Linked DNA regions of Homo sapiens: region 2 is linked to region 1. A link is an interaction called in ENCODE POLR2A ChIA-PET data of the cell type or tissue named here. Cell type or tissue: K562. All regions are shown on one strand. Links, peaks and the distances in the headings refer to the core of each region. The heading gives the core; the rest is flanking DNA.

The links. ChIA-PET counts read pairs that join two places held together with the same protein. Peaks named below come from ENCODE experiments on the same cell type or tissue, not always from the same donor. Only the 100,000 strongest peaks of a DNase experiment are listed, where the experiment ranks them.
Region 2: POLR2A ChIA-PET joins it to region 1 with 6 read pairs; 3 of 35 experiments call an interaction of 5 or more read pairs at or near these places.

What each region holds. Positions count from the first base shown.
Region 1 is chr19:13,612,480-13,616,865 of GRCh38, forward strand. No RefSeq gene overlaps it. Among named protein-coding and RNA genes, the nearest start is that of CACNA1A, 110 kb to the left of the region's middle. In K562, for the core only: no CTCF peak of the experiment used is centred there; no DNase peak of the experiment used is centred there.
Region 2 is chr19:13,815,089-13,819,474 of GRCh38, forward strand. ZSWIM4 (zinc finger SWIM-type containing 4) reads left to right here. Exons shown (of 14, transcript NM_001367834.3): 8 at 2,128-2,265; 9 at 2,634-2,888; 10 at 4,269-4,386. LOC107985334 (a long non-coding RNA gene) reads right to left here and starts at 2,754. Exons shown (of 4, transcript XR_007067143.1): 1 at 2,666-2,754; 2 at 1,414-1,514. It also overlaps the pseudogene RN7SL619P. RefSeq lists enhancers at 2,167-2,834, 2,613-2,742, 2,835-3,503, 3,504-4,171. In K562, for the core only: no CTCF peak of the experiment used is centred there; DNase peaks (open chromatin) are centred at 2,413 and 3,203; H3K4me3 peaks cover 1,107 bases.

The DNA of each region.
Region 1 (4,386 bases), core at 80-4,079:
AGTTTATTTTTATGTTGTTTTGAGATGGGGTCTTGCTACGTCACCCAGGCTGGGGTACAGTGGCACGATCATAGCTCACTGCAGCCTCAACCTCCTAGGGCTCAAGCAATCCTCCTGCCTCAGCCTCCCAAGTAGCTGAGATTACAGGCACACACCACCATACCCAGCTTTCGATAGTATTTTTCAATGACTCCATCAAATTTATCTGGTCTGGACCTCTGGGTCTTTCTGATTTCTTGCTATTCCCCAGAATGTTGCAGCCAACGTCCTGCATTGTAGATCTTCAGGTTCTGCTACAAATATCTCTGCAGAATAAATCCCCAGAGGTGGAATTGCTCTGTCAAAGAGTGTAAGACTGGGCGAGGTGGCTCACACCTGTAATCCCAGCACTTCGTGGGGTTTGCCTTCGAGTGGAATATACGCAGGTGTGGAGTCCTGGTTGAGAGCACAGAAGTGTTCCTTTAAAAGCAGCTTAAACACTTTGGGAGGCCGAGGCAGGCAGATCACTTGGGACCAGGATTTCAAGACCAGCCTGGCCAACATGGTGAAACTCTGTCTCTACTAAAAATACAAAATACAAAAATTAGCCAGGTGTGGTGGCGGGCACCTATAATCCCAGCTACCCGAGAGGCCGAAGCACAAGAATCGCTTGAGCCTGGGAGGCAGAGTTTACAGTGAGTCGAGATTGTGCCCCTGCATTGCAGCCTGGGCAACAGAATAAGACTGTCTTAAAAAAATTTTTTTAATAAATATATTTTTAAAAAGCAGCTTAAAAACAACATCTATGTTTGAAATCACATCTCCTCCCCTCCTCTCTCTTGTTCTCTCTCTCTCTCGCTCTCTCTCTGGCCTTGATCCTCTTTCTTTCACTTGTCATTTGATCCTGTCTTTCTCTGTGTGCTAAGAGCTCCATCAATAAAACACCTTAATCCAGCCCTGGACAAAACTAGGGTTGCTAAGACCCAGGGGCATGATCTTCCCTCCCAAGTTCTAGGCTAGAGAGTGTGAAATTCAGCAGACCGTGGATTCTAACAGCTACTAAGGAGGCGCTGGGATGAAGATCATCTAAATGTCATTTGTAATCGACCTTCAGATGCATTTGTCACCTTCCGGATGATGTTTTATTTGGCTGATAGTAAAAGCGGTTTCCAGGCCCTGAACAAACACTCTCCATGGTAGGCAGCCAGGTGTGGAGCAACTGCTAAGGATCTTCCTAGAATTGAAAACTCAGAACCAGGGAACAACCCAAATGTGCGTCGATGGCAGGATGGATAAACAAAGAGATGTGGCACGGTGGCTCACGTCTGCAATCCCAGCACGTTGGGAGACCGAGGTGGGTGGATCACCTGAGGTCAGGCGTTCGAGACCAGCCTAGCCAACATGGTGAAACTCCATCTCTACTAAAAATACAAAAATTAGCTGGGCATGGTTGTGCATGCCTGTAACCCCAGCTACTCGGGAGGCTGAGGCAGGAGAATGACTTGAACCTGGGAGGCGGAGGTTGCAGTGAGCCAAGATCGCACCATTGCTCTCCAGCCTGGGGGACAAGAGCGAGACTTCATCTCAAAAAAAAAAAAAAAAAAAAAAAAAAAAAAAAAAAAAAAAGATGTGGGTGGTGCACACGCACAATGAGAAGTTATTCAGGCTTAGAGAGGGAGGAAATTCTGGCCGGGCGTGGTGGTTCATGCCTGTGATCCCAGCATGTTGGGAGACCAAGGCGGACAGATCACTTGAGGTCAGGAGTTCGAGACCAGCCTGGCCAACGTGGTGAAACCCCGTCTCTACTAAAAATACAAAAATTAGTCAGGCGTGGTGGCGCGTAGCCTGTAATCTCAGCTACTCAGGAGGCTGAGCCAGGAGAATTGCTTGAACCCAGCAGGCAGAGGTTGCAGTGAGCTGAGATCATGCCATTGCATGCCAGCCTGGGTGACGGAGTGAGACTCTGTCTCAAAAAAAAAAATTAATAAATGAATACAGGTATCAATACGTGGATATAGGCACCAATAAGTGGGTATAAGCACCAATAAGTGAATAGAGGCATGAATCAATAGATGTAGGCATGGCCAGGCGTGGTAGCTTATACCTGTAATCCCAGCACTTTAGGAGGCTGAGGGAGGCAGATTGCCTGAGCTCAGGAGTTTGAGACCAGCTCAGGCAATATGGTGGAACCCCATCTCTACTAAAAATGCAAACAAAAAAAGTTAGCCAAGCATGGTGGCACACACCTGTAGTGCCAGCTACTTGGGAGACTGAGGCAGGAGAATCACTTGAACCCAGGAGGTGGAGGCTGCAGTGAGCAGGGATCAAACCACTGCACACAGCGAGACTGTGTCTCAAAAACAAAAAAAGATGTAGACCCCAATAAGTAGATATAGACACCAATAAGTGGATATAGGCACCAATAAATGGACATAGGCACCAATAAGTAGATATAAACACCAATAAGTAGGCATAAGCATCAATAAGTAGCTACAGACACCAATAAGTGGATATAGGCATCAGTAAATAGATACAGGCATCAATAAGTAGATATAGGCACATTAAGTGAATATAGGCACCAACGAGTGGTTATAGACATCAATAAGTAGCTGCAGACACCAATAAGAGGATATAAACATCAATAAATGGATATAGGCACCAATACATGGATATAGGAACCAATAAGTAGACATAGGTACCAATAAGTAGATATAGGCCTCAATAAATAAACATAGGCACCAGTAACTAGATATAGGCATGAATAAGTGGATACAGGCCTCAATAAGTAGGCATAAGCGTCAATAAGTAGGCATAAGTGTCAATAAGTAGCCACAGGCACCTATAAGTAGATATAGGCATCAATAAGTGGATATAGGCATCAATAAGTAGATATAGGCAACAATAAGTGGATATAGGCATCAATAAGTGGATATAGGCATCAATAAGTGAATATAGACATCAATAAGTAGATATAGGCATCAATAAGTGGATATAGGCACCAATAAGTAGATATAGCCCTCAATAAATAGACATAGGCACCAGTAACTAGATATAGGCAGGAATAAGTGGATATAGGGCTCAATAAGTAGGCATAAGCATCAATAAGTAGCCGCAGGTGCCAATAAGTAGATATAGGCATCAATAAGTAGATGTAGGCATCAGTAACTGAATATAGGCACCAATAGGTGGGTATAGGTATCAATAAGTAGCTACAGGCCCAATAAGAGGATATAGACATCAATAAATGGATATAGGCACCAATAAGTGGATATAGGCATCAACAGGTAGATATAGGCATCAATAAATGGATATAGGCACCAACAAGTAGAGATAGCATCAATAGTTAGATATGGGCATATACAAGGGTGTTTATGCTCCTTCTGGCCACAACCAGAAGCTTCCCCATCTCGGGCAGGGTGGACCCCCTCCCCCCTATCTTTGCATAGACAAGCAACCAGCAAGATGAAAGAAAAAGTAAAGCTGGGGCCAAGAAGAGCTCTCATCACTTGGGGCAAAACTCCAGAACTGCCCCACATACGTGAGAACAAAGCTAAATAAAACGCCAGGCCAGATGGCCAAGGTTGAACGCAAGCTGAGACCAGCAAGCCAGCATAGCCCCAAGTGTGGCTGCAAGTGTTCATCCCCTGGTGAGAATAAACCATGTCACAGCTGGTCTCGTGTTCCACCCACTTTTTTCTTCACCAGCTGGACGGTGTGATCATGGTGCGGTGAGATAAACACGCACCCTCCCACAGAGATGAACAGATCACCCGGGATTGCTGGATGGTTGGGCAGCCCCAGGACACTGAGTGAGGCTGCAGGACGGGGGAAGGAGGGGAGGAGACCCCCAGGGGTACAGGCTGTTGGGCTGAATCTCAGGCTAAATTCTTCCTCCCAACTTCACTTCGTGGCTCTGTTATCCTCCCCATCACTCATGCATCCATTCATCATTCATTCATTCATCCAGCAATATTTATTGAGCACCTACTGTATTCCAGGCACTGTTCTCAACACTGAGGACTAAGACATGAATAACACAGACAAAAGTCCCTCCTGGAGCTGGCGTTCTAATAAAGGAGATGAACAAGAAACAGGAAAAGCTCCTGAAATAGACAGAATGTCAGATAGAGAAAAGAAAACGGTAGAGGAGGAGGGGGAAGGGGAAGCTGACTGTCATTTAGGTAAAGTGGCCAGAATGGCCTCACTGAGAAAGAAATATTTGAGTAAAGACCTGAAGGGAGATGAGGATGAGGGAGGATGCATGAGGGTGTCTGTGGGAAGAGCATTCCAAGGCAGAGGAAAAGGCCCTTGCAAAGGCGCTATGGCTGGCCGTGTGGCTGATGTGTTCAAGGAACGGCACAGAGGCCAGTGTGGCTGGAGCAGAGTGAGTGAGGGGGCCAGAAGGTG
Region 2 (4,386 bases), core at 239-4,238, 200 kb after region 1:
GAGTTCAAGGCTGCAGTGAGCTATAATTATGCCACTGCACTCTAGCCTGGGTGACAGAGCAAGACCTCATCTCTTTTTTTTTTTGAGACAGAGTTTCGCTCTTGTTGCCCAGGTTGGAGTGCAATGGAGCAATCTCGGCTCACCGCAACCTCCACCTCCCAGGTTCAAGGGATTCTCCTGCCTCAGCCTCCCAAGTAGCTGGGATTACAGGCATGCGCCACCATGCCCGGCTAATTTTTTTGTATTTTTAGTAGAGATGGGGTTTCTCCATTGGTGAGACTGGTCTCGAACTCCCAACCTCAGGTGATCTGCCTGCCTTGGCCTCCCAAAGTGCTGGGATTACAGGCTTGAGCCACCGTGCCTGGAAATTTTTTTTTTTTTTTTTTTTTTTTTTTTTTTTGAGATGGAGTCTCGGTCTTTCGCCCAGTCTGGAGTGCAGTGGCGCAATCTCAGCTTACTGCAACCTCTGCCTCCCAGGTTCAAGCAATTCTCCGGCCTCAGCCTCCTGAGTAGCTTGGGACTACAGGCACCCACCACCACACCCAGTTAATTTTTGTGTTTTTAGTAGAGATGGGGTTTCACTATGTTGGCCAGGCTCTTCTCGAACTCCTGACCTTTTGATCCACCCACCTCAGCCTCCCAAAGTGCTGGGATTACAGGTGTAAGCCACCGTGCCTGGCCTACTGAAAATATTTTTAAAATTAGCCAGGCGTGGTGGCGCACACCTGTATTTCCAGCTACTAGGGAGGCTGCGGCATGAGAATTGCTTTAATCTGGGAGGCAGAGGTTGGTTGCAGTGAGCCAAGATTACACCACTGCACTCTAGACTGGGTGACAGAGCGAGACTCCGTCTCAAAAAATTAAAAAAAAAAAAAGAGAGAGAGAGGAGAGCGAGGAGAGAGAGAAGAGGAAAGAAAGAGGTGGGGAGGGAGGGACAGAGAGAGATGGGGGGAGAGAGAGGGGAAGGAAGGAAGGGAGGGAGGGAAGGAGGCTGTATGAGCCCCAAAAACCACATTGTGTACTAGATATGGGGGTGGGGGACAGGAGGGAGGCCACCAGTTGAGAGAGCTAGTCGATGGGGTTGATGGATCAGCTATCAGGAAATTGAACGAAGAAAAGTGTGTCGTGGAGGAAACATGGGGGCCCTGGGACCCGAGCAGAGCTCTGACCAGGCTTGGCAGCATCAGTGAAAGGCCCCTAGATTTTAAAAATTAGCCAGGTGGCTAATTAGCTGAGTATTTAAGGATGTGCATGGCCAGGCACAGTGGCTCACACCTGTAATCCCAACACTTTGGGAGGTGGAGGCAGGTGGAGTGCCTGAGGTCAGGAGTTCAAAACCAGCCTGGCCAACATAGTGAAACCCCATCTCTACTAAAAATCCAAAACAAATTAGCCAGGTGTGGTGGCACGTACCTGTATTCCCAGCTACTCAGGACACTGAGGCAGGAGAATCCCTTGAACCGGGAGGTACCTGGAGGTTGTGGTGAGCTGAGATCACGCCATTGCACTCTAGTCTGGGCAACAAGAGCAAAACTCCATCTCAGAAAAAATTTAAAAAAAGAAAAAGGATGTGCAGGAGTTACCCAGGAGAAGGGGATGGAGGAAGTGCTCAGAATAGAAGGAACACCATGAGCAGCAGCCAGGAGGGAAGAGAGTACGTGGCTTGGAGGACGAGGCTGGAGGATTGGCCTCCAGATGAGGCAGGTCACCAGTATATGGAAAAACTTCATACTGGTCCTTGGGGGCCCTAAAGGCTGTTGGGGCTTTATCTTCAGAGAGGTGGAGAGGGAATAAGGGCAATGAGGAGGGGAATGACACTTCGGGTGTTTTAGAAAGCGTCCAGTGGCCAGGCATGGTGGCCCATGCCTGTAATCCCTTTGGGAGGCCGAAGCAGGAGGATCGCTTGAGCTCCAGAGGCTGCAGTGAGCTATGATTGGGCCACTGCACTCCAGCCTGGGCAATAAGCGAGACCCCACCTCAAAAAAAAAAGTTGAAGGTGACCATTGGGTGAGCAGGTGGTGGGCATTATGGGGCTAGGCTGGCTGGCAGGTCAAGAAGAGGAATATCCCTCCCTCCTAGAGACTTGGGCAGGTGTGTGGGCATTGAGCCCCCTCTTTCCACCTGCAGAGCTGCTCCAGAAGGGCTCCACCTGCATCACCAACACCGAAGGATGGGTGGGGCACCCCCTGGACCCCATTGGCTGCCTCTGCAGGGCGCTCCTGGAGGCCTGTCGTCTGGAGGAGGAGACACTTACCCTTTACCCAGGTACTCACATGGGGTACTCTTGGAGGAGGTGGGACAACCCCGCCTCGTTGGCCACGCCCCCTGGCCCAGTACCCCTATAAGGTAACTCCCAGACTCTGACCCTTGGCCACGCCCCTACCCTTGGCTACCTCCTCTGGCCAGTGCCCAGAGCCAATAGGCTTAGCTTCTCCTGAAAGTGAGGCCACCATAGGCCTAGCTGCTGCTAGAAGGTGGGGCTCCCGCGCTCCCCCAACCCCGTGAGTGCTGGGAGCTTCTGGGCTCCCTCTAAAGCCTACCCTGCGCCCAGGTCTCCATGCTTGAGGCCAAGGGCTACAGGGACCTTAGGGAAGGGGATCCGTCTCCAGCAGCCCTGGCCCTGTCTCCCCCAGACTCAGGCCCCGAGAAGCGGAAGGTGGCCTACCAGCACGTGCCTGTGCCCGGGAGCCCTGGGGAGTCCTACTTGGTGCTGGCGCTGGAGGTGGCACTGCTGGGGCTGGGGCAGCAGCGGGCCCTGCCGGAGGGGCTGTACGCCCAGGACAAGGTGGTGCGCAACGAGGAGCAGCTGCTGGCCCTGCTGGAGGAGGTGGAGTTGGATGAGCGGTTGGTGCAGGTGCTGCGCAAGCAGGCGGGGCTGCTGCTGGAAGGTGAGGCCGCGCCCCTAGGCCTGGCTGTTGCTGAAGGGTAGGGTCCAGCCCCTGGTCCTGTAGCGGCCCGGTTGCTGCCAGATGGGAGGCCCCGCCCCAGCCCCGCCCCTAGCCCCGCCTCCTGGTGATACTGTCCCCTCATACCTTGGCAGTTTCTAAAAGGAGAGAGCCAGCTCTTTTTCCCGCCACCTAGTGCGTGCTGCCAGCCAGCAACTGCTGCGTGTGCTGAGGCGCCGCCCCCTTCCCTCCCGGGAGCCAGTGAGCCAAGTGGTTGATGTTAAAGCGAGGGCGTCCCACCTTCATCCGCAACTTAGACACCGCCCCTGTCCCGGCCTGCTCCTCATTGGCCCCGCCAATGGCCAGGCCCTATTGACCTGTGTGTTGTGAGACTCCGTCCCCTAGCGCTACAGGGAGCCGTTTATCCCTGCCCCTTCAAGGCCCCCTACGCTATCGGACTTGCTGGTCTTGGCCGCTGGTCCCGTTCCCCAAGGCAGGTGCAGCCCCACCTCCACCCTCTGGCCCCACCTTGTATCTGAGTCCTGCTCCTCACCTGCGAGTGTGCCTGGAGTCTCTTCTTTTCCTTTTCCTTTTTTCCTTTTTTATTTTGCGACAGTCTTCACTCTGTCACCCAGGCTGGAGTGCAGTGGCGCGATCTCGGCTCACTGCAATCTCTGCCTCCCGGGTTCAAGTGATTCTTCTGCCTCAGCCTCCCGAGTAGCTGGGATTACAGGCGTGCGCCACCACACCCGGCTGATTTTTGTATTTTTAGTAGAGATGGGGTTTCCCCATGTTGGCCAGGCTGGTCTCAAACTCCTGACCTCAAGTGATCTGCCCGCCTCGGCCTCCCAAAGTGCTGGGATTACAGGCATGAGCCGTGGTCCCCTGCCTCCTCTTTTTTTTTTTTTGAGACGGAGTCTCGCTCTGTCTCCCAGGTTGGAGTGCAGTGGCGCAATCTCGGCTCACTGCACCCTCCGATCCCGGGTTCACGCCATTCTCCTGCCTCAGCCTCCCGAGTAGCTGGGACTACTTGCGCCTGCCACCACACCTGGCTAATTTTTTTTGTATTTTTAGTAGAGACGGGGTTTCACCGTGTTAGCCAGGATGGTCTCGAACTCCTAACCTCGTGATCCGCCAGCCTCGGCCTCCCAAAGTGCTGGGATTACAGGCGTGAGCCACCGCGCCAGGCCTCCTCTTTTATTTGGATTACCCAGAGATTGCCTCAGTCTCAGACCTGAACCCCTACCCCAGAGACCCATCTAGCCACAGCCACTCTACCCAGGGGCCAGCCCACCCTCTACTTAAAGCCTGGGGTCTAGTGAGACCTGGGGAAGGGCAGAGGCGAGCCCACACTTGGGGACTGAGCTCAGGCTGTTCCTGCAGGGGGTCCCTTCAGTGGCTTTGGGGAGGTGCTGTTCCGGGAGAGCGTGCCCATGCACACCTGTGCCCGCTACCTGTTCACCGCACTGCTGCCTCATGACCCGGACCTGGCCTATCGCCT